Regions from separate parts of the Mus musculus genome. Here regions 1, 2, 4, 5, 6 and 7 are each linked to region 3. A link is a loop called in an ENCODE intact Hi-C map of the cell type or tissue named here. Cell type or tissue: left cerebral cortex. All regions are shown on one strand. Region 1 overlaps Gm29260 (a long non-coding RNA gene). Region 2 has its middle 64 kb from the start of Gm36678. Region 3 holds the start of Gm28175 (a long non-coding RNA gene). Region 4 overlaps Gm29260 (a long non-coding RNA gene). Region 5 holds the start of Gm46091 (predicted gene, 46091). Region 6 has its middle 34 kb from the start of Gm46089. Region 7 overlaps Pantr1 (POU domain, class 3, transcription factor 3 adjacent noncoding transcript 1).

Region 1 (4,000 bases), 360 kb after region 3:
GTCTTTCTCTCTGAAATGAATTTGACCCAGAGTCTGAAAGTGAGAGGGTCAGAACAGAGCAGGTTCAAGGCCATGTATGAAGGTGAGTTCCAGTCTCTATAATAACCCTCGAGGCTGGAGCTTCACAGCTCTCAGTTGCTACACTTCTGAATTATTCTCTTGAGATCAGTCAGGTACTACGTATGGGCTGGATAGAAAATAAAATTGGAATACTGGAAACTAAAAACAGAATTGCCATATGGTCTAGTAATCCCATTTCTGGGTACATATCCAATGAATTAAATCGGGATGTCAAGGAGACATCTGCAGTCTCATGTTCATTTCAGAATTATTCTCAATAGCCTAGACATGGAATCATGAAATCAATATAAGTATCCATCAATAGAGGAATGAATATGAGAAGCATGGATGTGACACACATGCACACACACACACACACACACATACACACACACAAACATATATGCACAATGGAATACTATACAGCCTGTAAGAAGAATTATATTCTTTTATTCATGACTACTTGGATGAGAGAGGAAAATACATCAAGTCAAATAAAACTGGCACAGAAAAATTTTATATGGTATGATATTTCTATACAAAGTATTTAAAATGTTTGATTCAAAGAAGCTGAATAGGTTGGTGGTTATCAGTGGCTGGGGGTGGAGGAGTTGATAAATGTATTCATGATCAAAATAAAGTCATTCAGTCAAGATTATAAACACAAACTTTTGTGAGTTGTTGTACTGCCTATCATAGTTTATGATATGTTTCAAAATTTATAAACATGAATTTAATATTTTTATCACACACAAAAATGTGTTACCAGATGTCTTAAAAACCTTGACCAACTATTTGTACAATATATACACAGACCAAATATGAATTAATTGTCATAAGCATGCACAATTATTAATCATCAAACATTTTAATTACAAACACTCAAAAAACTGAAAGATTATAGCAAAGTCACATCAGAGTTTAAGAGGCATCTGTGTGTACTCATGTATGTGCATGCATGCATGCCTGTATGTAGCAGGATTGACAAGAGTTTTGAAATTGAATTTACTCTCAAATTCTGCCCTTGCCTTAAATGGCTGTCTGTAATGAAATCCTTGAGAAGCGACGTGGGAAGAGCCAGCTTGGATGTGGAAAGGCAAACTTCTGCATACTCATGTTTCCAGTTATAAGAGATAATCGCTAGCCCAGTGGGGAATGCCTGTTTTAAACTCTAACAGTGCAAGTTTGAAAGTTTTCTTGCGTATCATCCTACAGGAACAAAACAAAATCCATACAACTTATGTAACTGCCATTTATGCCCAGATAGAATTACTAACACGCTGTTTGTTTTCACTCTGTAGTATGGGTGTAGACATTTTGTCTTGAAATTGGTTGACTTTCACATTAAATAGAGCATGTGCACGTGTTCTGGCTGGGAATCAGTTTGTGGATGCAAGGTGGGCTTTAAAATGTCCCTTTTCGGTAGTGACAAGGTTAGCTTCATTCAGTAAAATGTCAAACTTGACTTTCCTGTTTTGGGCCACTTCTCGCTAACGGCAGACTAGGAACATATTAACGTCATTAGACAGAGCCAGTGAACTTTCTTCCTGGTTAAATTATGATTATGAAAATGATATTGGTTAGTATAAAAGGAGAGTGTTTTCTTCCAAATCATAAGCTTGATCATTTTCAAGCAAAAATAATTCTCACTCAGGAGCCCAGGAGCGCGTGTTCACAGCGCTTGATTTACACATGTATGTGAGTCACAAATATATTATGACAAATGCAATTTAAGTTATATGCATTATAATGATTACATTTTAAATATTGAAATTCTTCTATGCTTGGTATGGTTATCGTTCCTCGATCTCTACCTGCTAGTGCCCCGTTTGTTAGCAATAGGAAGCTGCAACAGTGAGTGTTGTTTTCTCTGAGTACATGAGTATGTGTATGTAAATGCTGTGATTTTTGTCCTGTGTAAATTGATTCTCAGATTCAGATTCATAGATTCACACTTTCTCTATTGGGAAGCGCTGCCAAGTGTGTGGCTAATAACTAAGGCATCTGTGTGCAGGACTTCAAACCTAGACCTTCAATGGATCTGCACAAAAATTCCATTTGGCAGCCTACATGATATGTGACATCCACACCTACCCCATATGCGATAGAGGTACTCCACTCGATGCCTTGACAAATTCTGTTTGTTTGTTTGTTTGTCTCCTAAACTAGTTGCTTTCTTGAAGCGCAGTTTGTTATTTCCTTAAATCCTATCTCCCCCTGCTGGCTGTGCAACATGGAGCCTGTCTAGACAGCATAAAAAATGACCTGCAGAGGATGGAAGCAGCTAGCAAGAATAAATAAATGTGAATAAATGTTCACATGTACACACATGCACATATAGTGAAACCAAGGTTTTTGGCAGTGTAAACTGTGCCTTGGATTAGAATTTTTAAGTCAGGAGCTTATAAACAATATTTTTTTTTTTAAATTAAGCAGTAAAACAAAAGTCTCAGGTAAGAGTGCATGCTTGTACATACAAAATGTCAAGTGTGCTGTAGTCATAGCTTTGATAGTATATTGTCATATAGACGGTTTGCTCTGTGACTTATGGGAATATGAAGGAGACACATACTCCTAGGTCTGTATGTCAATGCACATATTAGTAGTCCAAGATTATCAAGAAGCTAAGAAAAAGTTAGTGTGTTTTATATTACCTTTGTGGTCTTCTCACAGTAGAGAGAGGTGTACGGGCCTTTGCAGATTTCCCACCCTTTGGGAAGCAGACAGGTCCTCGGATTAGGCCATCAAGTGTGTAAAGTGGAATCATTCACGAAGACATCCATGGGAGCCCAGGAAGCATCGTTTTCAGAACTGTGTCTACATGCTCTGCAATTTACATTAAATTGCTATGTTTTGGTTAAATGGCACCTTAGTTCCCAAGCTACTCTTTCAATAGTTGTTTCTTTAATTATTATTTAATTTTGTGGTTATGACTGGTTTTCAGTTAAAGAGGGTACTACTGACAAATTCAATTAAATGAAAATAGAGGACTTAATGGTCCATGCTAATGCTTCATTTCATACATAATATTTTATCATTTTCTGTGCAAATTTGTAATGAGTGCTTGGTTTGTATTAATAAATGCTTACATTTGGGCCACATAAAGTATAGTAATTAAAATAGTTTCCTAATAATATTTACTTATAAGTGGTCTAAAAACAATTAACCCATTGATTCCAATTACTTTTTAGAAAACCAACTTCGAAGATTATGATTCTTTGGCATCAAAATATTCTCTCTGTTCTACTTTTAATAAAGCACCCGGGGTGCTCCTTTATTGTATTTTAATAGGGCTTGTCATGCATCTGCCGCAACACAGATTGCATAGACTAATGGCAAACAAAAATTTTAAACAAAACTACCACTTTTTTTGAATTAGGAACAAAGGACATGTGTTCCGGATCTGATTTCCAAATATTTAAACTGAGAAATGTAACTGTTTATTGTATTGAAATGAACAAGGGTGGGCTGTCTTTTGCTCTTTAAAGTAAATGTTTCTCTATGGCCTCCCCCCACCCTTATAACCTATAACAGAAGCCATCTGTAGACAATTTACATTCCTTCCCATACCAAGAGAAGATATTCTGCCTCTCCAAATGAACGAAGATCTTATTTACAAATACACCACAGAACCTGTTCTTCACAACTTGGTCTGCAAGAGCAAAGCTCAAAGTCAGACATGCTCAATGTGATATTTACAGGCGAAACAGGGAAATAAGAGTTTTATCCTGCAATTTGTAAAGTGGGAATTGATACATTTGCTTAGAGTTATTTCATTTTCGACATCAGATGACAGGGAGCTCACCGGATTTCTGAAATGTCTCCTTCAGAACTGCAGTCAAGATATCAGGTCTCATGAGAGCTCCAATAGGAAAATTCGAAATGTTGGTGACACTGTATGGTGTTATTTTCCCCCTGGCACATTTCACCATTGATTCTG
Region 2 (4,000 bases), 230 kb before region 3:
CAGGTCCCCGCAGAAAAGGCCAGTCGAATCCACTTCTTTTCTGCCCATCACTGGGCTCCTTTTTCCTTCTTTGGCAAACCTTTTGAACGGTCTGTTGTTTCCCTTTGCCTGGTTATGTAGTGTTGTGCCTTATGCACACCAAAAGACAGGGCTTTGCTCCTGCACTCCCCTTGCTCAGTTCAGGTAGGGTCAACAGAGGAACAGTAAAATCAATGGATCATCCTGGCCTCTTGCCTTCTGCCCATTTCTTGTTTGTCAGCTTCTGATTGGTGGGGGTAGGGTGTTATTATTAAGCTGGGACCTGGGCACTGTCCTGCTTTGGCTTCCTGGGCAGCATCGGGGACAGTAGGGTAGGAAGTCTTTGATAACACTGGGTTTCTGCTCATTTTCAGCAGAATGGGTAGAGCTTTGATCCAGTTGGTGATGTTAAGTACCCCGTAGTGGGTAGAGTGTCTTCTCACCTGTCCCGTTCTGACAGATGGTTGGCTCTCCCAGGAGTCACTCTGATCTCCAAAAGAGTTAGGTAAATAGCTGGAGTGAAGGAAACAACTCTTCCGACCCCTTTAAACTCCTGAGTTTGGGGAGCATGTGATATCCAAAGCGTTTGGCAGTCCCATGCCTGCTAAATCTCTGCTTTAAAAACCTGGTATCTGACTGCAGCGTTGGTGTCATTGGAGGAAATAATTTTACATTTAAGATTTCAGGTTAAGACTAAATACGTTTTTTCTTTACCCCTCGTCCCTAAGCTTGCTCCTCTCTAGACTCCGGTCAAGGGTAGAGAAGAGCCTATATCAATATTAAATAAAATCAGAAAGAGCCACCCTGTACCATTTAATGTTTTGAAGTTGAAAAACATGGGTGTGGCGGGGGGCGGGGCTCACTTCTCTTAGGATACTGTTCTGGGTTACAAGATTTCAACGGGTATTTTGACTGATAAAGTGTGTCTGCCTTCAGAGGAGACACAATTTCCGTCATTTTCTACTATCAGCCCATTATTGACAGGGTCTGTCTGAGCTAATATATATTTTAAGAGAAAAAAAAATCAAGAAGACAGAAAGATTTCTGGAAGAGAGCCCTTCTCCAGGCAGGGCTTCTTGCTTCTTTTCAAGGCAGGACTGGACTGGATGGGGAGGCAAAACCGACCCTCCAACTAGGGCCTTGGGGGCTCTGTGACACAGGCCCACTGCTCTATTCATCCCGCGCACCTCGGGAACCAAGCTCGGCTTCCCTCCAGGATCACCCTTGCACCCGGCTATTGTTCCTGTCGCCTGACTTCTGCTAAGCTAAGTTCCAGCAAGGTGATCTGGAAGAAACGCTGCTGGCTCCCAGGCCGCGACTCGCCTTTTCTGCGGGGACCTCGGGGCGCAGGCGTCCGTGCTTTGTGCTGGGCGCGCTGACCCGGTCGCCTGCTCTCTGCCGGGACGATTGTTCCCTCATTAGGGCGGCCTGGAGCTGCGGAAAGGCTGGCGGCCCTTTCCCACAATCACTGACAATGTGTGGCAGCAGACGTGTCGCAGAGGCGGGCGAGGAGAAATGGAGACGATGTGCCTGGCTGGAATGGGGCGCCCGAACGTTTCTTCCCACGCTGAACAGGAGATTCAAAGTTCTCATTGCCGCTGACAGTGTTGACTAAGGACTCCTTGGAAATAGATTAGGGATAGAACCTACAAACTCTCACCTCCACGAGGAGTTCCAGAGAATCAGAGACAGTGAGCAAGCCTGCAGGTGCGGCTGTGCACAGGCACCAACTGTCTGGTGCAAACAGACTGAACTCTGCCCTGTGGGAGCTGGGGGGCATCTGTGGGGCCACAGGCTGGAAAGAGCAGGCAGCTGCGAGCCAGTCCCAGGCAAGACACTTGTAAATGACCCTTTAAAAGAAGGCGTTCCTGGGAGCGCAGCTGTCAGTTCCCAGCCTGCTTCTGTAGTCAGGGATCTGTCTCCTGCCTGTCCTACTGGTAGCCCCAGTGTGGCCCTAGTGTGCTCCTGACCATACTCCCAGGTGGATCTCATCTAGGCGAGGGAGTCCCAAAGTCACTCTCTTCCACATCTCGGTTTTCTTCCTCTGGGTCAAGGCAGTGAGGACACTGAGCCAGACAGCCCTTCTGTCTCACCCCCACCTACCCAGGCCAGTCCCATTGAAAGGGCCTTCTCTAAAACTCAAATAAAGAGCACAGCTTCAGAGAGACGGAGCCCAGGCTCAAGGGGAAAGGACAAAAGCAACTATCTCTGTCTCAGCTCTTAGATGTATACAAAAGGATTCTTAGGCTGTGGAACGCTATTTGAGTTGTAATGCAATACCCGCCCACAGGGGTTGCATAGAAAGTGAATTTTGCGAAGGGTGAAGTGGGGATAGTTCTCCTTATTTTATAAATATCAGCAGCTCCTCTTATGTGAGAATGTAAAAATGTGTAACAGCTTTCTTTTTGCATTAAAAAAAAAAGTAGGTCCCCAATGGGGGAAGCGACAGCATTTAGCAGCCGATAATTTAAAATTAGGTGCCCCAATGAAAACTTGTTTAAAAAAGATTAGAGATAATGTAAACACACATTTCACCTTAAAACTTTCCCCCAAACAACACACATTTGCTTCTTTAATTGAACATAAATATGCAATGGAGGAAAACTCTTTCTATTTCAAGATGTTGTTTGTATGAAATATTGAAAGATGTTATTTGTATTTACTTTGATTACATAAAAAATTTCCAAGTACTTAGAATTACTATTATGGAAGAATGGGTGATAATTTTCAGCTCACAAAATAATGTAAATACCTTTTTTTTTTTTCAAAATACACCAAATACCTGGGGTGGCCCATTGACCCGTTTCTGATCTTGTCTGAGCTCATCCAATGGTGCTTTCATTCATCTATTAGAAACAAGAGGTTGTGAGTGATTCAAATGCAGGCAAAGATTTAGTTCAGTTATGGGCTTTTGTGTACCTCTCACTTTTAATCAGATGGCTTCCTATTGTCTGTTTGTCTTAAAATCAAATGCACGAAGCCCCTCTGTTTCAGAAATATCGTTGTCTCAATTTAAGACTCATTAGATGTCTGCTCAAGTTCATCATGACTGGGTTTTGGTGGAGAAGAGTTCTAATTTTTGGTTTTCTTGGAGTCTGTTAAATTCCCGAGCTAGTAAATCTGCACTTGATCTAGGCCCAAACATATTTTGATTGTAAATAAAAAGTCCTCTTTCACAATGACGTTCACCGTGCAGCTGGAGCCGAGTAATTTTTATACAGGTCTCAGCAATCAATAAAAAAGCCACGGGAGGAATGATTTATCTTGTTGGTTACAGAGACTGTCACCAAGAGAAATTGTAAAAGATCAATTTACACAACCTGGTGTGAGAATGCTATTGATATAACATGGTTGATCGAGTTCTGGTCGTCTGAGTGCAGGCATTGAGAAGGGAGCACTGGGCAGCCGTAGGCAGGCCAGCCAAGGTCTTAATAGACTGTGCTTCATAAAGTAGACACAGCCAATGATCACTGAGGTGGCAGGCAGGCTTGCACCCGCATTGGCTGCACTCTGATTACTTCCTTCAGTGATTGGTGTCAAGCATCCTCCCCCATCCTATTTTGCCACCACCACCACCATCACCCCCCACCCCGTGAGAACTGTTCACTTGGAGACTCCCTGGCTCAATTACAAAGAGCCCCTTTAACCAAAGGTCTCACAACTTGGCTCTCTTGACAGGAAATAAGGAAAAGAGCCTTCCTGGAAAAAAAAAAAAAAGCTCCACTTCCGCCTTCTCAAATTAGTTAAATGAAGCTTATCGATAGTTGGGAGTTGAGCCTTTGACAGTTGGATAATTGCAGTTGGTACATTAACTATGTTCAACCAGTGTTGTCTGTGACTTAAGTGAATAAAACTGTAAAGCTTAGGTACCCCCAGTGAAATACTAGAAGTCCAAATCTTACCGGAAATGTTATCTTACAAAGTGAAAATTTTACACTATGACATTCTAGTTGAATAAACATTGAGACTTTTAAACCATGTT
Region 3 (4,000 bases):
AACCCATTGTGGGATCCGTGGGCATCTGTTTGTTATGCATGCACACTTGCTGTGTGTGTGCACACTGTGTCTAACGAAGGGTCACCGCCTGCCTTGGCCAGGAAGAGGTCCTGTGAAGTGGGAAGGCAGAATAGGGAGAGTGGGACTTGTTAGTAAATAGGCATCATTTAAAAAAAAAAAAAAACTTATTATACTATACTTTCATTTTGATATTCAGTTCCTAGAGTTTGGGTGCTGTTCAATTGTTTTCTTGAAAGAAAAAATTAAAAGCAATTTTGAAAGAAAAAATATCTAGCTGTATAAAATAAAAGCAAAATATTAAAAATTTGAGACAGCCCTGAAAACCATGAATGGTCACTCTTGTATGTTATAACGGTCCCAGGGTCCTGAAGAGTATGTTATGTGTCCTTCATCTCTGAGGGAGCTTCCAAGCCAGGACCCACAGCTGCACAGAGACTTAGCTCCACAGTGAGATACAAATGCCTTAAACAATGTGCTTTCCCCATGCCCTGGCAGCAGCCACTAGCAGAGGAAGTGGAGAGACCCACACTCCTTACTGAAACAGCCCAGATTCATCCCCCCTATTTGGGTTTGCCAGTAATTTTCTTAGAACAGCTTTCCCCTTTTCCAACTTAGACTGGCAACCAGTCAATAATAATGTTTACAAATGTAAAGGTCTCCTTCAATTGATCATTTTGCATTAGGTACGAATGCACACCACCAGCATAATTAAAACCTAAAATCCAGAGAGAGCCAGTGGGATTTGTTCTCTTTATACCCCTGAACTATTGCATCTAGGCCTCTCTATAACTAGGGCAGTATGTTGGCTTCACTGGGGCTTGTAAGCTAAACGTACCCTCCTTGCCTTGCTGCTATAATTACTCAGAGTGTTCATTAAGCAAGAGTTTCGCCTTACTATTGTTTTTACTGTTAGGGCACCCTGTTTCTGAGGAAGAGAAAGATGTGACTTCTTAGCAGATCTAACCCCCAAATTCAACACACCTGGCCTTTGCTTTCTACCTAGTATGCAACCGTGAATATGCAAATGACCAGTATCTCATTAATTTATTCCGCAGGCAATCTTCGAATGTGAACCAGTCCTGTACCACTAGTACCGGAACTGGTACGATCAGGGCTGCTGGAAGCAGCTGAAGGCTGTGGCTGCATATTGAAATACTGTTTCATCTTTATTCTGTCCTTTGGCACTCCAATTCAAACAAAGACTCTTACCTTCCTCTACTTAGCGGGCAGCCAAAAGCAAAAGTGGAAAAAAAAAAAAAAAGAACGGAGGGAGAGAGAGAGAGAGAGAGAGAGAGAGAGAGAGAGAGAGAGAAATAAAAGAAGAAGAAACGAGGGGAGTCTAGGGTTAATAATAAAGATCTTCCCTCTACCACCAAATACTAACCAGAGGTGATTCATGGCTCCAAGAGAACCTCCAGTGCAAGCCAGCCTCTCAGCAGCCTAACTTGTCTCATCTTGTTATTTATTGGGAGTTGGGTGGGGGAGGGACTGAGGGCGACCTGCTTTCTGTGCTGCAATGCAGTTGAACAATCTTTCACTTTGCCCACATTAAAAGCCCTGAATAATGTTTATAAAATGTTAGGGAATCCCGGTAGGTTTCCTATTTAACAAGCCATGTATGACAAATCACAGTGTAATGTACTACGTTCTTAATCTTTAATTAGAATGTGAATATCTGCTAGAAACGCTGTTAACTTTGACACGTTAAATCTTCTGGTTAAAGTGTCTTACAGGAAGAGCAGAGATGAAACACTGTAACAATCTCCCCTTCTCTCCATTCACCCAGACGGTTGGGGAAAGATGATAACATCTTGTAATACCTGCTCTGTAGTAATTAATCGCTGTGGTATTTAGGACCATTCAAGTAGACAAATATGACAGAGACAGGGACAATTAGAAACCTCGTTCAAGCTACATTAACTTTTCCAGCTATTACAGCACGGCAGCTCAAGTTTGCTTGTAAAAGCTGCAGAGGGATTGCTATGCATTAGCCGTGCGATTATTAATGAAAGAAAAGGAGAATTGTGTTTATTGTAGTTTGAAAATTGCAAATAAATTTCAATTATCTGCTATGTCATTTTGTTAAACATGCACTCTGGAAATGCCTTTGTATTCTAAATCATGAGCTACTTAGAACAAACTAATACCAGAGCCCCTCAGGGAGATAGGACGGCAATATTTTTGTAGAACTGGACTTTTTTCTTTTTCTTTTTCTTTTTCTTTTTTTCCCCCTTTGGTAGAGGAAATTGGAGATGGGCATAACTACCTGAATGGGCTATTCAGGTGGGAAGGTCTATAGCGTCCTGGCATAGATTTGGCCGCTATGGACCAACAGGGTTTGAGTCCAGTGTTACCAGCAGACATCAGGGCAATCAGAACCCGAGTGCTAAAAGAAACCCAAGAAGCCCTCACTCCTTTGGGAGCAACCTCAAACAATGATAAGAAATCCGTTATGATAAGCAAATAACGTAGACTACCTCTCCCTTTTCTAGTGGCAAAGCCAGTGTTGGGGAAAACAGGGAAATCTACAAGAGGTCCTGCTTAGCTGTAGAGGTGATAGGGTAGTTAGTGCTTCTGGTGGACGGCTCCTATCTTCTGCTCTCTTGAGGATAGCTGCCAGTCACTTTGAAAGGCAGACCTTGGTCCTGAAACACACACAGGCACGCGCAGACACGGGAAACAGAAATAAGCATGCTCAGTTTCTCTGCTGCTTTTCCTGAAACCACCAGTCTTGCAGGGCGGGCAGACTCTCCTGCAGCAGCAACCCGTCTGTGTGTCCCCCACCAAAACTGTTACATGGTACCTTGCCAGGGGCTGAGGAGTTACCCCGTGGCCCAGCAAACCTCCCCTATCCAAACTTGCAATCCACCCTGCTATGTTTCCATCTTTGCAGAGCTCATGTGCCATTGGTACCCAGTTTATTATTCGATGTGACTGGCCATCAGGAGCTGAACGTGAAAAAATAATCCTGGTGTTCCCTGGAGCTGGGGACCTGATCCAATTGTTTTCTGTAAATCAAAGAAAGACCAGCTTAGCATGGCACAAATCTGCATCCCCACCCCGGAATCTGTTGTCACACACATACACACACAAGAAAAAAACCGTTCAGTGCCCAGGAACAGTCTCCCCTCTCAGCCGCGCTGCGATGATGTCAGCTTTCTGATTACAAACTGCTTATTTATGCTTCAACAGCTGCCAAGAGCAGCGAGTAAGTGGCTAAAAGAGTGTCTAGACCAGGCTTTCAGGCCGCTATTGTCTGGGGGTTGTTACCTGGTTGACAGCGATGGGTCCAGCTGCCTGGTGTGAAAGGCAGCAGAGATGGCGAGACTGTGATTGACAGCTGGGCCCTCTGGGTCAGCCCGATGGCCCCGTGTCTTTATATTCCTGGCTCCAAAGGGAAAGCCAGGGTCCTGCCTAGAGGTTGGAGGTGAAAAGAAATGTTGGAGGGTAATGAAAAATCTTTTGGCCAAATTTGTGATCATGAACACTTACCCTGGGGAATCAAAGCCAGTCCAAGTGGCCATGGGGTAAAACCAGAATGAGGACCGGGAACTCGGGGAGGGATTCGTGGCTAGTGATGCCCCAGGCCTTGCAGGGGCTGGGAAGGATACCTAGGCACACAAAAGCTCACTTTTTCTTTTATCTTTTTTTTTAAACTTTTTTTCTCCTCCTCATTGTTTTCTGTTGAGGAAAGGAGACCCCCTAACCATGTCTTTGGCTACCTTTTACATTCTCCATCCGGGTTGTCAGATGAGACTTCAAAAACCTTCCTTTTCGGTGTTCTTAGTAGAAAGCAGACAGAATCTGAAACAGCCCAACATTTGGGGGAGGGAAAAAAAAAGCTTTGCAAGCTGATCTCAATGCGTAATTAGAATTTACAACCTTTGAATGTTCCTCCCCTGTTTATTTTCAGCTATAACCTCCATCTGAGATTATAAGTGCAGATTTAAATGTTCCAAAATGCCGCACTCCACCCTGG
Region 4 (4,000 bases), 450 kb after region 3:
ACACACACACTCACACACACACACACACACACACACACACAGCAGTAGCCAAGGACAAGACCTCGCCGTCTCACACTGAATGATTGCCTTCACCTGCTTTTATGTCCCGTCACTTATTTTATGAAGGCTTAACTAGAAGACCTCTCCCTATTCAAGAAGAAAGAATATTTTTCTACCAAGGATCTTACAAGCTCAAAGGCCATTTAACTTAGCTTAGCCATCTGGTTTATTTTGCATTAAAGGAACTTCTCATTTAATTTACCAGTCTATAATAGGTAACTTTTTCAATATGGAGCTAAAGGTCACTATTATATGTAAGGAAAATTAAGCCGACGTTCTCAGTTGCCTTACAGTTCTCTTAGTTCAACTATGCCAATAAATGAACATGTACAACAAGCCGAAGGGCTTTTTATTACAAATTTAATTCATTTCTCTAGACAACTGTGAAATTTGCCATTGACATCAGTCATTACCCCAAGGCGAACTAAAAGATGATCTCAGTTAATAAATGGTCCTTAACAAGGAACGCTCCCATCTCCTGTGATATTGGCACAGGCACATTTTATTAATGCAGGGCTTGCTTCCTGCCAGAACACCAGCATTCACGACTATTTGGTGTGCATGTTTCCTCTTCCTGCTCCTGATATTAATAATTATACAACAGGATAATTAGCAACACAAAGAGACAGTACTATGAGCTTGAAGCTAGATTTTCAGCGCGTTAACCTTCTGGGAAATAAAGAACAGAAGCATAGAGTCGAGCCAAATAACCAATGCAGGTTGATTTCACAGTGTGTAAAAGGCTAATTATCTGTGAAAAGTCTGACCTCAAGTAACAGAATTACAGAAATGTTCATGCATTTTTATTTTAAATAAAACTCAAAGACATTACTTCAGCATCCTAAGGAAATCTGCATAGTCAAGGCACGAGGGAAGACATTTGAAACTTAAACAAAAATAAACTCTGTAGGGTGTGATAGTGTCTGGACATAAATGTTACTGATAGATCCAGGCACCTGAGATTACAGGAAAAAAAAACCAAACAAAAAAAAAAAAAAAAAAAAAAAACCTCATGCATCTTTTCCTACTCTCAGCACACAGCCATCATGATGGGGGGTGGGAACCTCAGTATGCGACAGAAGTAGGTTAAGTGTATTTTGTTTACTGAAGACAGGCTACCATAAAAAAGAGAAAATATTACTACTTCTTTACAGGTACCATATGTAATTCATTCTGATATAGGAATATTTATCCACTAGCAGTAATAACAAACTACAATTTTTGTCATGAAAAAAATAAATTGTATTTGCAAAAAGCAAACACATTACAGACTGTGTAAAAACGCAACATTCCCATTTTCTAGTCAGAGTTCCAATTTATTGAAGTAACAGAGCAGAAAATGCACTGACAGCTGTTACATTTTATTGCGAATTAGTATATAGGTTTTATATCCAGTGAGCAAACGCATGATACATTGTATTCCAGTAATTGCCAGTGGCTTTCAAAATGGAAACAGGATGATCTCAGTGCAATTATGCTCAGGAGAGCACACAGAACAGTCCCCAGCTCCACACTGCAATACTTTAACAATACTAACATTAAGTATATTTATTTCCTTTTAGTTTCCCCAAAATTAAAGATCAAAGAGGTCAAGCTGGATTCAAAAGCATCAGAGGTATTTTTCAACTGCTATATGTGACCCCCCTCATCCCACAGTACAATTTTTTTGATTTAAGTCCATGTAGTAGGATATTGTAGTTCAGGATTCCAGGAAGGTCAAACACCTCCTCCCTCCTCCCATCTCCTCTCTCTGGGTATATTGTATCATTATTTTACTTCTGGGATGTTTCCTCTGTTTCTCTCTTGGCCCCAGAATGTAAGGGGTTAAGAGACGTGAACAGGGTTAAGTTTTGGCATGCTTTAGGAAATGAGCTGTATGCCCCTGGACTCCTCTTTACTCAAAACAGACAGATCGTTTTAGACTCCTTTCCTGTTCTCCCCCAGTAGCTGTTCTTTCTCGCACATGACCATTAGCTACAGTCCTGGGGAAAGAGCCATTTGTTTTCATAAGTGTTAACTCGGATTTCATGGCTCGCCTTACTAATTCTTAGGACTACAGAATTACAGGTACATGCGCTGCAACCTTCTAACCACTCTTCCAGTCAGTTCTCATTTATATGAAGCAAAATTTTGCATATCCTAAGAAGTCTATTTTCCCCTGTTTTTGCAAACCTTTATAACCCACTTCAATTGCTTGGCACCTCCTCCTCTGACGCCTTCCCCACCATCCATCTCTGCTGGAGCCTTCAATAAATCCGGCTGTCTCCTCCCCTCTAGTGGTTGCCAGCCAGCCTTGCAACAGAGAAGCTGGGACTGCAGAGCTCATACATAGAGGGACACTTGTGCTCTTTTTTTTTTTTTTTTTTTTTTTTTTTTTTTTTTTGATTGAGAGAAAAGTGGGGTGGGGTGTGGGGTGGGGATAAACCCAGCAGTCTATCACCGCAGAAATAAAATTTAGCAAGCATTTAAAAGGATATTCTAGCAATGTCTACGGCTTCATCAACACCAACCTGCTGACATAGATTCGCGATCCCAGTCTGTTATTAGTGATTGAATTAATATCGTGTCACAACTTGTATCTGGTTTAATAAAAGAAACCCACGAATACAAGAAAATTGTGAAAAGCACTTAATAGGACTTTCCCCAGCCAAGGCTGGAAGGGAAATTCCATGCAGCTAGAACAACAAAGATCAAGGGCCATGCTCCTTACACCTGGCAAGGTTGTCCCAGGGCAGCTCAGGAGTCCCTTCATAGAACTCAAAGCGTGAATGCAGCATGGCCCCTGTAGAAGCCGTCATCAAAAGCAACAATAGCTACAACAGAAAACTAATGATGTTTGTCACCCTCGTGTCAGAACTGGTGGTGTAACAATAAAGAAGCCGGTGGTGCCCTTTGCCACTACAGTAGCCACTTTAAAAAATAAAATAAAACAAAAGTGATAGCTCAGCTTTCCTCGCCTCTCTCAGCTGGTTTTAACCACATAGAAATGCGCAAAGTTATCCACAAGGAAGCGACTCTGCTTAATCTTAATAAGAGATCCAAAATACTGGCCCTTCTTGCTTGCCTGCTAAAGTATTGATATCATGGATTTGTGAGTTTTAGTATTTCTAAATAAAGTATCAATTTTTTTCTCTCTACAGACACAATATACAGATAAAGTTTATTATCCCAGGTAGATTTTCTTTCACTTAATTGAAAATGAAATATTAATATATAGTTCTGCTCAAATTTAATCATGCTAAATTTAGTGAGGTTTCCTCACATGGTGTGAAAAATGACTAATGTAGAGTATATCCTAACTACAACTACTAGGGTCTAGTGACCAACATTCCCTACTGAATTCTTTGGTAAAAATAGGATCCAAAGACACACACGGCCTATTCTTAACAATTGTTAAGTGCGTTCCCCTAATACATGCCCCCCCCCCCCACAGAACAAAACAAAAAAATACCTGTTTTTGTTTAGTGTAATGACTAAGGAAATAAACTTTTCGGGGAGATTAAGTATTGATCTGAAGAAAATAAAGTGATTATTTTTAAACATTTAAGAAAGTTCAAAAAATTAAAGTTGATATTAATATTGAATATCATTACATTTTCAGTAGCATAACAAATGTGTACAGATACAGTGTAGAGGTAAGTCTGAGTTCTCCTTTAGATCCCACTATGGACTCTGTCCAAATGTCTGCAGGCAGCTGGCTAGGGAAAATGAAGTATGCTTATCTCCCGCTTCACTGAAAGGGGTCCTGCAGGGCCTGATAGGATCTCAGCGGAGACTGAAGTGAGCTGCTTCCTTGGAGACTGCATTAGAGCTGAGCGAATGTGTAGAACTGGAGCTTGGGGGAAATAAAATAAATCAGATATGGAAAGACGTACATGATCTGTCACAATAGACTTCTAAAACGTGAAATCAATGAGGAATCTGAAGGATGGTAATTTCT
Region 5 (4,000 bases), 430 kb before region 3:
ATTTTTATTCCACAAAATCGGTCAAGTAAAATTTTGTTTGGAATAAACAGCATTAAAAGTACCCCAAATTAAAACATTGTATGATTTTATTGGTAGGGTCTTGGCAGCAATTCTCATCCAGGGTTAGAATGCATGATTAACCCCCCCCCCCAGGAGACTTGAGCTCCCACTCTTCAAGTGGAATGGGGCTTCCGTTCAACGGTGTGGGGGGTGTCCTCCTCTCCTCTCCGACCCTACCATTTATGTGATTTGTGGGACATTTGCCGAATTCGGCAGGAATCTGTTGGGCCTCAGGGCTACGTCTGTCTTTCTTCGAACGCATTCTAAGGGCATTTTATTTTATTTAGAGTGCAGTTTGCATAATAAAATTAAAAGGCTCCCATTACTTCCCCTTTTCTGCCAGCGACTGCCCAAAAAGGTCTTTTAGAATGTTATTTGAACATAGAGCGGTCCGCAGAATCCGGTTAACAGTACTTTTCCATGGAAAAGAAAAAAAGAAAAAAGGGAAAAAAGCTAAGCCTCAAAGCGAGAAGGGGCCCGAGGTAAAAGGAGTGAGGTGGAGGAAAAAGCTGGGCGAGATGGAGGAGACTGGAGCGGGCATGAGAGAACGGCAAGACTGCGGAGGATTCAGGATTAGGTAGATAAAAGCTGAGTCACCCAACAGGTCTTTGGGCACACAAGGAAGAAAACACACACACACACACACACACGCCCAGAAAAAACCTAGGTGCAAATTGTACCCATCTTTGGGGCCTGCTTCTCTCCTGGCCATAAGAGCGCTGCCTTGGAGCTTGGCACCGCCTGCCTGCCTTTGTCACCCGTTCTGAGCGCGGCCACGAGCTCCCGCGGCGGGCTTTGTTCCCGCGGAGCGGGGCAGGACCCCTAGCACCGCCGCGCGATCCCGACCGCCCCTGAGCTGGGGACCGTGGGGGTGGGGAACTCGCTACAGAAAGGGGGACCAGAGAAGCTCCGGTGGGCAGGGCGTTTGAGCCCGGGAATTAGTTTCTTTGCTCCTTTCCGTAATTGAGCTGTTCTCTTCTCGCGGAGGGGGTCTTGGTTGAACAGGAGGCAAGAGAGCTGCAAAGGGGGCGCCCGTTCTCGCCCGTAGCTGGGCAAAGAACTATCCGCGCTTATGTCCACCGATTTGTATGGTATGCATGCAAGGATGGATGGATGCATGGTGGGATTGATGGATGAGGAAAACCAATGAATTGGGTCATAGGATCTGGGCTCCTGGTTCGGGTGTTGACGACTGCAGGGCGTCTCAGGTTGGGGTGGTTAATTAACCCGTAAGACCTGCTCTCTAGGTGCTTTGGGGCCGCGGGTGGGCGCTGTGTATATACCCTTGAGGTCAAGGAGCTGTACAACCACAGCGCGCAGATCTCTGCTGTGGAGGCCTGTGGCGAGGGACAAAGAAGTAGATACTGGGAGCGAGCCGAAGAGAGGCGCGCACTGGAATCCACGCACTCATTCGCACACCCAGTCTCGGGCTCTACCCCATGAACTCCCTCCCCCCTCTCCCAGGTACCTAAGGCTCTGCTTCTGTAAAGTTCGTCACCACAGAGCCCTCTCTCTTTCCCTCCTTTCCACACTGCTTTTAGCTAGTTGGGTGTGAAAGAGTGTCACCCTCTTCCCAGCCATCCCCAAAGGTGTGGGCAGATTGCAAGAGTTGCGCCTGTTATTGTTTGTCAAACAGGCCCTTTCTCTTGGGAGATGGTCGAGGGGCGTGAGGCGGATCCTGGGCCAGGATTACATTAATCAAAGCATTATTTCCCCAGAGAAGTCGAACACAAATGAGAATAAATCCTAATAAAATTGGATCGCAGAAAAACGGAACACTTTGAGTAATCTGTGCTGCCTGATGAAATTCTCATATTTATAAGATGGGGTTTCTCTAAAATGTTTTCTGCACACCTCTGGCCTTGGCTTGGCTTGGGAATGCACCAGAAGTGGGGTTGGGGGGGGGGGATGCCACTTTCTCAAGCTCAGCTGAACTTCTGCAGCGAGTTGGGGACAGAGTTACTCGGGTTTGTGTATCACAAAATCTGGTCTCAGCTTTACTAAGACACTTTGCTCCGGATCTGCTCACTAGTACTTGCAGAAGTCCAGGGTCCAATTAAGCCTCGATTGATGTCCTTGTGAGGTCCCGAACTTGTTCTTTTGGGAATGTGGTTCCTTCCTTTTCATATGATCAAGATTGTAGGGTGGCCAAAACCTCGTGATTGGGGGCACGATGTCTACAGGGCATTTCCTCCTCCAGCCTAAAGCCCAGCCTGTTTCTAAGGGAGACTCAGGTCACTTAGCTTCATCAAAGAGCTTGTGTCCTGTTTGGTGACAGGCAGCGAAGCCATGGGTACAGCTTGTCCACGAGATTTCTAATACTTTCTGGCCATCCCTATGAAGCAAGGTTCATATTTCATCTTTCTGTGTCCCTCCAAGTGGTAGAAAACTTTTCTTGTCTTTCGAGGCTTTTTGAGAGAAAAGGAACAACCCCCCCCCCCCATTCCCAAACCCTTAGAGGAAATGTGAACCTGCAGAATCGCTTAGCCAGCAGACTATCTCTCCCTGCATCCTGCATCCAGGCATCTTCTAGCTACGGAGCATAGAAAACAAGCAAACAAACAAGTAAACAAAGCAAAAGGATTGCGCACTTGCGAGGTCTCTTAGATGGTGACCAATGTGACCATACCATCCCGACCCCTCCGGAAGGAGCTAGCCCTAGTGCTCTGGGGATGGCGGGCCAGTCCCGAGGGCGCCTCCGTGAGGGCGCCCTCTGCAGGCGGACTCGGAGAGGGCTCGCGCTTGTGTCCAGCGTGTTGGGTACCTCAACTGCCCGCGTGCCAGCCAGGTTCTCCCATTCGCTCACTCACAGCCCCAACCCAGGCTGTGCGACTAGGCACTTAGTGCCGCCCCCCCCCCCCAAGGCAAGTTCTCTGCAGCTGCGGGAAAGAGCAACCAAGAATGCACCCCCACCCCCAGATCCTTGCTGTCCCCTCCCGCCGCTGCACGCCCTCCACTGAAAACCCCCTTCAGCCACCTGCCCTTCGTGCTTCTTCGGTCGCGGCCCACGCGCTCCAGAGCCCGCCGTGCCTCTCTGCTCCCTTGCGGGGCTGCTCCATGAAGGACAGGGCTGTCGCCCCTTAAAGGCGGACGTCGCCCCAGAGCCTGGACAGAGACACTGCTGGGAGTAGTGTGCATGAGCACGTGTGTGCGTGTGCTAAGGCGTGTGCGTGTGAGTGAGGCGCGCGCGCGCAGGGCAGCGCGGGGCAGGGCAGGCCAGGGCAGGGCTTGGAAAGGCAGGACAGGAGGCGCAGCAGGATGCTCAATGCTAGTCGTTTTCCACCAGTGTGGGTACCTATAGTGCAGAGCTTTGAGTCCTCTGTCTGCCCCAGGCTTGTTTCCTATCCACTGTACATCTCCCTCTTTCGGTTAGGTCATCTCTGCAGATCCTCAGAGATCTCCCTTGTGGTCCCTCGTGGTCCGTGGTCCGGGGTTGTTATGGACAGCCGGCTCCACGTGAGCCAAAGTAAAGCCTAGAGGGACAATACTAGCTAACAGACAGCATCTTACAGCTTGGTCTTGCTTTAGCCTAGGGCCCATGCACTCAGAAGCCACGTTTTAGGGAGTTGAGGAGAGGTTTTCTCTCGCCTTGGTCTTAAGGACTGTGACTAAAAGGTTTTTGTTTTGTTTTGTTTTTGTTTTTTTATTTTGGAGGAATAGGGAGGAGGGCTGCAGCCCACAATCATGGTCTGTCTTGCAACGTTTCAACTTCCTGGCTCCTTTCCAGTAATGGGAAATTTTAGGAGGAAGTAAAGACACCTACCTCTTTTCAGTTCTGAAATAATGACTTCCTATTCTTCTAGTTTGTGATTTCCATAATTTCATACAAAACAGGGGCTGTCAATTATCGCTACATGAGAACAAAAGTGGACTAGTTGAAGGAAAGTTGGGACAAAATAAATTCCTCTCTTTTAAATCATTAACCAGGAACTTTTTTTTT
Region 6 (4,000 bases), 280 kb before region 3:
GTCCCCCCCCACCCCCACCCATGCCTTTCTCTCTGCATGTTCTCACAGTGAAAATAACACACGTATAATACGCCAACCTTGCGAGAACACAAACTGCCGGGGAACATTACCTTCTGGGCTGTGGCGGATTCATGAGTTCCCACCAGCTGCTTGGCTCTGTCCAGACATGTTCCAGTGATCACCCTGTTAAGACTGGCAATTAAACAGAGTGTTATAGCTAGGAGACCCCAAATTTGATTCTATCCTTCTTTCCTCTTTGCAGAACTCAATTTGATTTTTTTTTCCTCCTGTGCAGAGAAAAGTATGCATGGGTCGTTGATGGGAGTATGCGTATAACCCTGACACAGGGAAACAAAAGTGCCAGCCCTGTATAATAAAATACAGATTCCCTACCATAGAAGAAAATGAATTTTACAAAGGTGCAAATCCCCCATAGTCACTTCAAAGAACTGTGTGGTGGAAAATACACCTACTTCTTGCTATATTTCAACTGTCTTGTCTGTTAGAATGGCACAAGAGCTTCCTGGTTGGTTAACCTTTAAATATATAGAGAGATGGAATGTTGGTCTCATCTGAAGAAAGGAAAAGTCCAGATTAGTAAATATGAAAATCTTGCAGGTGTACAGTATGCTATAAAGGTGAAACTACAAGAAACATCTACAAAGTGTTGTTAGAGAAAAAGGAATATTGACAAAGAGCATTATACAATTATTTAAGACAATGCTCTGCGTGCTGAGAGAGAAAATGTGTCTTAATGTAGGACTGTTGGGATACACAGATTGTCAGGGGAGCTGAAAATAGTGCAGGGATGACCAAAGTTGAACGACCTAATGACTCGTGACATCTCTCCTTAAAAATAAATCCGATGGTGACAGAGGAATAACACATTAAAAAAAAAATTCCTCACCCGACCCGCAACCGGATTTCACATTATTAGTGCGGGCAAGTAAATTTTATGTGATGGTTTGTTGTATTTAAAGACAGTGTAAAACTCTCATTGCAAACAGTTGTTTACAGTGCGTTTTTCAGTACCGAGCTGTTTTAAAGCTCAATTGTGCATTTTGCAGATAAAGTGGGAAAACTAACTGAAGGCTGTATTGTAAGCAGCGGTTGCCGTGGAAACCCCAGTTTCAAGAGCTGGTTCTCCATTACCACTTAATTTAGGCTTCCTAATTGCATTCCACTAAATCGGCAGCGACAATATCTGCAGAGCAAAACTGCATGCCCAGTCTAGCGCAAACCTCTTTGAAACAGGCTTTTTGAAAGCCAGGAGCTATAAAAACTCAGCATGACGCGGGGCATATGAGAAACCTGTAGTTCAAATGTACCACTGCCTGCTTTCCAGTCCTTGGTAACTTCAGTGCGCTCCACACCAATCTATTAGTTCAGTCTACCTTAAAGATCATAAAGTTCTGTCATGTGGAAACTCATCTGTCCAGCAACACATTGGTGCAAAATAGATTTAATTGTACTCCCGGCTCGGTATCATGTCCATTTCATTTTACTACACACCAGCAGGTAGCCGGCACGCAGCCTCACTTCCCTTGAACTGCCATTGCTCTACAATGTGAAGAGAACAATACTTTCTCAGTCTAAAGTATTTGCCACTGTTGGGCTGAGTAGAGAGCTAGACCGCCCATATGTGACCTGAAGAAGAGGTTTGTCAGAACCACTAGACATAAAAGCGTTCCAATTATCGACCACACTGCCTTGCTAGAGGCAACTAATATGATAGTGTGAGCGACTGCGCTAGTGAGGAGCCCCTTCATCACTGTCAGATTACCACTCCAGTGAAACTCTTGTAAATCAGTCACATTATGCTACTGGTGGAAAAATAAACACAGACCTATTGTGCTCCGGATTCTGGAGGGCTCTCGGCAAACGGAGTTACACCGGACGGATGCCCTATTTGTCTGAATTTTTGTCATGTTTAGTATTTGGTGATTACTAACGTGGGAAGCGTTGGCAAGATTGAAGTTACCAACTGCGTTGAGATTCTGCAAGGGAAGCCTTGGCCTTTGGTGGCCAAGGAACAGGACAGCCTGGCTTTCTGGCAGGATGGGGGAGGAGGGTCCGGGTGTTGGGGGGGGGGGGGCTTGTGTGTGAGCGTCCAGTGGGAGAGGAAGCTGCTGACCCTTGATTGACAACAAAATCCCACAATTCTCGTTTTCTCTTTAAACAACGGATGCTTTCAAGCAAAATGCCTCACTATCTCGGAGCACAGGACTTCGTGCCAATCCTCCGCACAGCTCATCATTTCCTCGCTTGGGTCCTGAGGATTTGGCATCTATATTAGAGGCAAAGAGACTCTTTTGCTCCTAAGAGACAAGTAAATAACTACAGCGTTTTATCCTCTCCCTGGCGTCGGTACACGTTGCTAACGCCGCCCAGGAGCGGCTGCCAAGCGCTCCGCTATTGTCTCCTATCTCCCAAGGTTTTGAATGCCCTTGCCCTCCCAACTGCGGCTCTTCTGTGGGAATGAATGAGGCTTTTTCCAGGACAAGATTTTATGAATGAGACAGACTGTGTATTACAAGGCAAGAGGCTCCTGTGCATTCTTCAGATTAAAAAAAAAAAACAAAACCAAAAACCAAAAAAACAAAACCCAGTGTGAAGAGAATCCACCTCCCAGATCCAGTGATGAGAAGACAGGAAATCAACATCGCTGATGACATTTTCCCAGAAAGCCACTCCAGGAAGTCATGGGACAAAGGACAGATGCTTGAGTGCAAACCCCAGGCCTAGACAAGCTGAGCCAAGGTAGACTCTAACAAGTCAACGGGAGCAGGAGAAACCTGCTGCTTGGCGCTCAGTTTCCATCAGGGACAGCAAGGCCACTGCAGTAGGTGTGGCAGTACGGAGTGGCAGGATCATGTTGTCACTGCATTTGACACACGAAAATCACAGCTGTCTTTAGGAACATGTGACTTTAGGGACAAAGTATGAGTAAATTCCAGAGGTAAAATTCTGGGCTTTCCATTACCCTGGTGTGGACCTAGTCAAATTATTCCTTCCCAGTGCCCTGGACCCGAAGCATCTGGGCACAGGCCTTGATAGCTTTTGAACTGTGACGAGCTAGGTGTTGGGTGGGGACCATAATGATTCTTCTGTTGCGTGTTTTTTTTTTTTCCCCTACTCCATGGCTGGATAAATCTGAGCACGTGTTTTCTAATAATGTTAATTCACAGGGACCAGAAGATGGTTCAGTGTTTGAGAGCGTACTCCTCTTTGGCAGAGAATCTCAGTTTCTGTTTTAGTACCCATGTTAAAAGGCTCACACCTGTAACACCAACTTCCCAGGGTTCTCTGGTATCTCTGGGCTTCTGCACTCACACACATGGACCCCCTGCCCCAAGCAGACGCATAATTTTAAAAATTAATCTTAAATATTGATGTTCTGCCATCTTGCAGTCATTCAGTTTATAAAAGCCTAAGTTTCGGTGCTCCCCACCCCCACCCACCGCCCTCTACCCCGTCAGGTTCTTGCTAATTTCCTCTTCGCTTCCTCTCAAAATTGCCTCTGATTTTATCTGCAATTTTTTCCACTTACACTGCTTATCTCTCAAACACCTATGCAACTAATAAAATTAGAGACCTATGCCTCCTTTTCATCCTAAACAATTAGTTCTAATCCCAAAACATCTTTGATCTCCTCTTCATTATTCTCAGACTCAATCCCAAATCTTTGGGACATAGCTTCAGTACCCCGGAGCAAGAAAACCGCAGCAGCTGAAGGAAAAAAAAAAAAAAAAAAAAGATCACCACTGAACACAAATCACAGAGAGTTGCATACATAGTTATGAGGAAAAATTGTAGCTTAACGGTGTTGATAGAATCAATATCGTCTCTGATAACAATATACCCCAGGTTCTATTATCCATCCAGGGAATGCCAATACCATAGAACCCACAGAAGACTCTCTGTCTAGGTTTATCCTCTGTTAATTCCTAAGAGAATTGTATAAATCCAATCAGATACCTGAAAGATCCTCTCTACTCCA
Region 7 (4,000 bases), 430 kb before region 3:
TGAGTTTCACAGTACACGCTTTCAAAAGCCGTCTCAGGTGGCCTGATGAAACGGGATAGCGCCTCAGCAAACAGATCCACTTTCTTTCTTTGCAAGGAGGGTGTGCACGTTCGGGAAGCCCCCCAAACGCTGTGCTCCTCAATAACAGAAACGCACTTCTGTTCCCAGGTCTGTCCCCTTCTCTCCCCCCACCCCCCACGTACTTAGTTCTCAAATCGCTCCCCAGCTTCCCCCCTCCCACCCCACCCAATCCTCCCCCTCCCTCTGCGGAGTGTGATTGTTTTGTCTGGAAAAAAAAATCCAAAGTATATAACAAGGGGAGAACAGTTAGTGCTGATTTTCATTTGCATACATTTTCATATATTTTGGTGAAAATAATAGACGAGAGAGAACCGGGCTTAGAGGAGTCAGTGTAAAGAGAAGGCTAAGGATAACTCGGCTCTGGAGAGTAGAGAATATGCCTTCTCTTCTGCCCCTCCAGGAACCTTACTTTTTTTTTTTTAAACAAAAAACAAAAACAAAAAACAAAAACCAAAAACCAAAAACCAACCACCACCTTTTATTTAAAAGTCTAACCTTGGGAATTTGCTGGGTAAGTGTTTTTTTTGTTGTTGTTGTTGTTTTGTTTGTTTGGTTTTTCTTGCTCTGCTTCCTCTTTTTCCTTCCTTTCTGGTGTATTGTTTATTTGTGTTCTTGAAGGTTTGGAAGCTTTATTTTCATTGCTTGGGAGGAGCGGGGAAGGGAAAGTGTGTGGAAGGGAGTTAGTAAGACAGGTCTGACGTTGCTAAAATAATACATAAAAAGGTGGACTGATTCCAATGGCCCTCACAGCAAGAGCTTTACCCTTCTGAGAGAGAGAGAGAGAGAGAGAGAGAGAGAGAGAGAGAGAGAGAGAGAGAGAGCTATTAATTTTAGTTGTTGATCATGAGAGGGGTAAACCCTAGAAATGAGTTGTTTACTAAACATAAATATTTCTTATTTGGAATTTTCCCCAGAGAATCAGGGCTGAAGAGGGAGATGCCTGGCCTGTCTTGGTGGGGGTGTCTGAATTGTGAGTCTGCCCAGATTAGGACAGGGAGCTGTAGGATCCAGTGAAGAGGGGAGGGGGCTGGCAACCAGAGGGCAGAGGGCTAGAGATGAGGAAGAAGTGAGGGAGAAGAGGCAGGAAGTCAATGTCCCCCTAGTTAAAGCTGCAAGTGGGGAGCAGGCGGTGTGTGCTGGCTCAGTAGTGAAAACCCATCAGAAAGAAGGTGATCAATCAAAACTAACCAGGATATCCTGGGTCTCCACTCCCCAAGGACAATGGAGCTTCAGTATAGAGAACCAGATTTTCCATGTTTTCTATTTTTGACAGTCAGATCTATCCCTCCTTATCACTATCTCCCGGTTTTATAAAATTCAAGGATATACTTACTTAAATAAATATGGCCGAAAGAAATAGCGATGCTAAGTCCAGGCCAGTGTGATTATGTTACTTTAGTGAAATGGTCTGGGGATGATTTTTTAAATGCTTCTTGGATTTGTTCTTTTGAAGAAAGCCACATTGGGAGGGGAGTATCAAATGTCTGAAATTATAGTGCACTTTTGTATACAGAACACCTTGCAATTTTGAATTGGTAATTTATTTGGAAACAGTTGATGCTAAATCAATGCAGTGGTTTGTAATGAGGGAGGAAGAGGTGTCAGTTGAGGAGGGGCTCAGCATCGCCAGGTTCCCTCCCCTTGTTTACAGCCTTGCCTCTGACTGGGGTTAACTCCGTGTGCTCCATTGGACCAGATGCCATATAGAGCTGCTCCCTGAAGATCATTTGTTTCCTTGATGGGGAACATTTCTGAGCAGAGCATATTGGTTGCCATAGAGAAAGAAATAAAAGGAAGAACACTAGTCACATTAAGCTATATGTTTGTGCACTGGGCTTTAGATAAAAGGACCTTGATTCAGCCAAAGAGGAGAAGCCAAACTAGAGATTTCTAGGACTACTAAAACTAGCTTTATTTTGTTTTGGACTTTTACAGTTGAAACATATAAGCTAATTTTATTGGTTGTTGTTAATTTTATATGACACGGTTTACTGAACAAAATAAACTTTGCTTAGCAGTACACTATTGACTAGTCGGCAGGGGGCGCACTGACTCGACTTAGCAGTAGCTGAGGAAAATGTAGCCAGTTCAAAAGCAAATCAGTCTTTCCAAATTTGCCAGAAGAACAAACACCCTTACCTTTCCTGTGCATGTTCAAGGGAAGAAAGGAAATGATTGGGCAACACAGAGTTTTAAAATACCAGGACAGTGGTCTCTCCCACACTAGCCATGTCTGTAAAAGACCCAGGAAGCCAGAGGATATTGAAACTATTTCCCCATTTCTCTCTGGAAAGCGTGGTTAGGGCTGTTTATAAAATAAAATGGGCTGGGAGAGAGAGAGAGAGAGAGAGAGAGAGAGAGAGAGAGAGAGAGAGAGAGAGAGAGAGAGAGAGAGAGAGAGAGAGAACCGTTATGGTTACAATATAGGTTACTTAAGAAACTATCTTTCAGGCTGATGATGGTGATTGTTTTTTTGGAATTGAACTAGAAAGCAAAATGAATTCTGAGGTAGTATATGGTATATGTAAAAATGATGGTCCTTTCAGCAGGGCATAATCTCACAACTGGGTATAATTTAGGGTCTTGAGCATATAGCAGGTGCCTGGGATCTTTCAGTCCATTTGATACCTAGTAGCTACTTTCATTCTTACTGTTTTCAAAGGGTTTAATAGTTACCCTTGAAGGGCTCTGTAGAGAAAAGAAAATACAAGCTAGACAGAGGATAGAGGTAACCGTGGACTTGAACCTTTTTAAGGACAGATAAAGAGGAATTTTAGTGGAACATAAAGTTTCTGCCCCTAAGATTTTTTTTCCTTTTGTGTATGTGTGCTGCCAATGAAAACCCTGACAAAGAACGAAAAAGTTTTGTAGCAAACTAGGAGGCTACCTAAAACAGTGAAGAGCAAATCCCCTTGGTTTTGAGGATTTAGTCAGTTTGTCTTACACAATTTTCCCAAGAAGATTTAGAGAGTTACTAAGAAAGCCAAGGCTGGAGTGACTAGGGTGTGAAGCTGGCTTCCACAGTGCAGCTGAAGGCACCTGTGAATAAAGGAGTCACAAAGCCTGACCTTTCTGATAGCTCTGCTGCTCCTCTAGGGGTGGGGGTTGTTGCCACTGGCTTCTTTTCAACACTGCTCCAAGCCAACCAGGCTTCAGCCTTAAGTTTTTCTGTGAAACTAATTTTAGCAGGTCGGGGTTGGATTGAAGTGGGATGTGAATTCATCTAGGTTTGAAAGATTATAGGAATCCTGTAAGCAAGAGACACTTGCTCAAATACACGTATACCATATGATTTCACACTGGACCTTACACATTTGGCGTCAGAAGATGCAGTGTTAGGTTTGTGCTAATAAACTCAAGTGGAGAATTGAGGAAGGTTTCATGCGAACCAAACCACTGCCTTCCTCCTCAGCTCTGCATTGCAGACAAAAGATTTCCAGGAGAAGTCCACAGAGTGGGACAAACCCCAAGCTTAGCTTGCTCTGCATGCTCAGGGCTGTTCAGAGCATTCAGAACGTATTAGTAGGGAGGGGACACTTTGTTTTTTTTATTCATCCATATCGCAAAACATTGGTGAAGGTCTCCGTGTTCTTCATACAGCATGTTCTCCTGTGTTATAGTTTCTTGGAGCTGTGGTTGTCTAAGCAGCTGTCTGTTCTCTCTCTCTCTCTCTCTCTCTCTCTCTCTCTCTCTCTCTCTCTCTCTCTGAAAAATATACTCAGAAGAACAAGGAAGTGGTGGGAACCCCCGTGGTCCACTTTCAGCAAAAGAAACAGAAGAATAAGAATTTGGGGCAAAGCAACAAGTTAATTTGAGGTGACCTGCTGGTTTACAGGGGCCATGTTAGAATTCTGCAATGACTTAGGGGATAATCAAGGATCAATGAAGATCCAAAGTTGTGGGCAAAAGCTACAGACTT

Evidence for each region. Peaks named below come from ENCODE experiments on the same cell type or tissue, not always from the same donor. Only the 100,000 strongest peaks of a DNase experiment are listed, where the experiment ranks them.
Region 1: a loop joins it to region 3, with 2.9 times the contacts of the local background. A loop is called at or near these places in 6 of 42 quality-filtered maps.
Region 2: it touches region 3 in a loop (2.2-fold over the local background); 2 of 42 quality-filtered maps call a loop at or near these places.
Region 4: it touches region 3 in a loop (6-fold over the local background); 6 of 42 quality-filtered maps call a loop at or near these places.
Region 5: a loop joins it to region 3, with 8 times the contacts of the local background. A loop is called at or near these places in 7 of 42 quality-filtered maps.
Region 6: a loop joins it to region 3, with 2.5 times the contacts of the local background. A loop is called at or near these places in 7 of 42 quality-filtered maps.
Region 7: it touches region 3 in a loop (8-fold over the local background); 7 of 42 quality-filtered maps call a loop at or near these places.

Annotation. Positions count from the first base shown.
Region 1 is chr1:41,896,246-41,900,245 of GRCm38, reverse strand. Gm29260 (a long non-coding RNA gene) reads right to left here. Exons shown (of 6, transcript XR_373362.3): 2 at 2,715-2,886. Among named protein-coding and RNA genes, the nearest start is that of Gm29260, 160 kb to the right of the region's middle. In left cerebral cortex, a CTCF peak has its summit at 2,288 (motif pointing left); DNase peaks (open chromatin) are centred at 139, 1,238 and 2,255; H3K4me3 peaks cover 264 bases.
Region 2 is chr1:42,489,270-42,493,269 of GRCm38, reverse strand. No RefSeq gene overlaps it. Among named protein-coding and RNA genes, the nearest start is that of Gm36678, 64 kb to the right of the region's middle. In left cerebral cortex, a CTCF peak has its summit at 2,298; DNase peaks (open chromatin) are centred at 1,590 and 2,230; H3K4me3 peaks cover 690 bases; H3K27ac peaks cover 409 bases.
Region 3 is chr1:42,257,263-42,261,262 of GRCm38, reverse strand. It overlaps Gm28175 (a long non-coding RNA gene), which reads right to left and starts at 3,411. Exons shown (of 4, transcript XR_865384.2): 1 at 3,292-3,411; 2 at 1,406-3,029; 3 at 1-110. In left cerebral cortex, no CTCF peak of the experiment used is centred here; DNase peaks (open chromatin) are centred at 1,913, 2,774, 3,066, 3,919 and 5 more places; H3K4me3 peaks cover 2,249 bases; H3K27ac peaks cover 3,666 bases.
Region 4 is chr1:41,808,841-41,812,840 of GRCm38, reverse strand. The region is part of intron 1 of Gm29260 (a long non-coding RNA gene); the gene reads right to left. Among named protein-coding and RNA genes, the nearest start is that of Gm29260, 68 kb to the right of the region's middle. In left cerebral cortex, a CTCF peak has its summit at 2,324; DNase peaks (open chromatin) are centred at 1,533, 2,310, 2,789, 2,879 and 1 more place; H3K4me3 peaks cover 913 bases; H3K27ac peaks cover 1,544 bases.
Region 5 is chr1:42,683,748-42,687,747 of GRCm38, reverse strand. The region is part of intron 1 of Pantr1 (POU domain, class 3, transcription factor 3 adjacent noncoding transcript 1); the gene reads left to right. It overlaps Gm46091 (predicted gene, 46091), which reads right to left and starts at 3,210. Exons shown (of 3, transcript NR_168293.1): 1 at 3,038-3,210. In left cerebral cortex, a CTCF peak has its summit at 2,775 (motif pointing left); DNase peaks (open chromatin) are centred at 1,438, 2,147, 2,790, 3,207 and 3 more places; H3K4me3 peaks cover 3,604 bases; H3K27ac peaks cover 3,978 bases.
Region 6 is chr1:42,537,542-42,541,541 of GRCm38, reverse strand. No RefSeq gene overlaps it. Among named protein-coding and RNA genes, the nearest start is that of Gm46089, 34 kb to the left of the region's middle. In left cerebral cortex, no CTCF peak of the experiment used is centred here; DNase peaks (open chromatin) are centred at 1,517, 1,794, 2,299, 2,727 and 3 more places; H3K4me3 peaks cover 1,785 bases; H3K27ac peaks cover 2,131 bases.
Region 7 is chr1:42,689,533-42,693,532 of GRCm38, reverse strand. The region is part of intron 1 of Pantr1 (POU domain, class 3, transcription factor 3 adjacent noncoding transcript 1); the gene reads left to right. The region is part of intron 1 of Gm46091 (predicted gene, 46091); the gene reads right to left. Among named protein-coding and RNA genes, the nearest start is that of Pantr1, 3.3 kb to the left of the region's middle. In left cerebral cortex, a CTCF peak has its summit at 2,113 (motif pointing right); DNase peaks (open chromatin) are centred at 2,137 and 3,248; H3K4me3 peaks cover 3,698 bases; H3K27ac peaks cover 3,782 bases.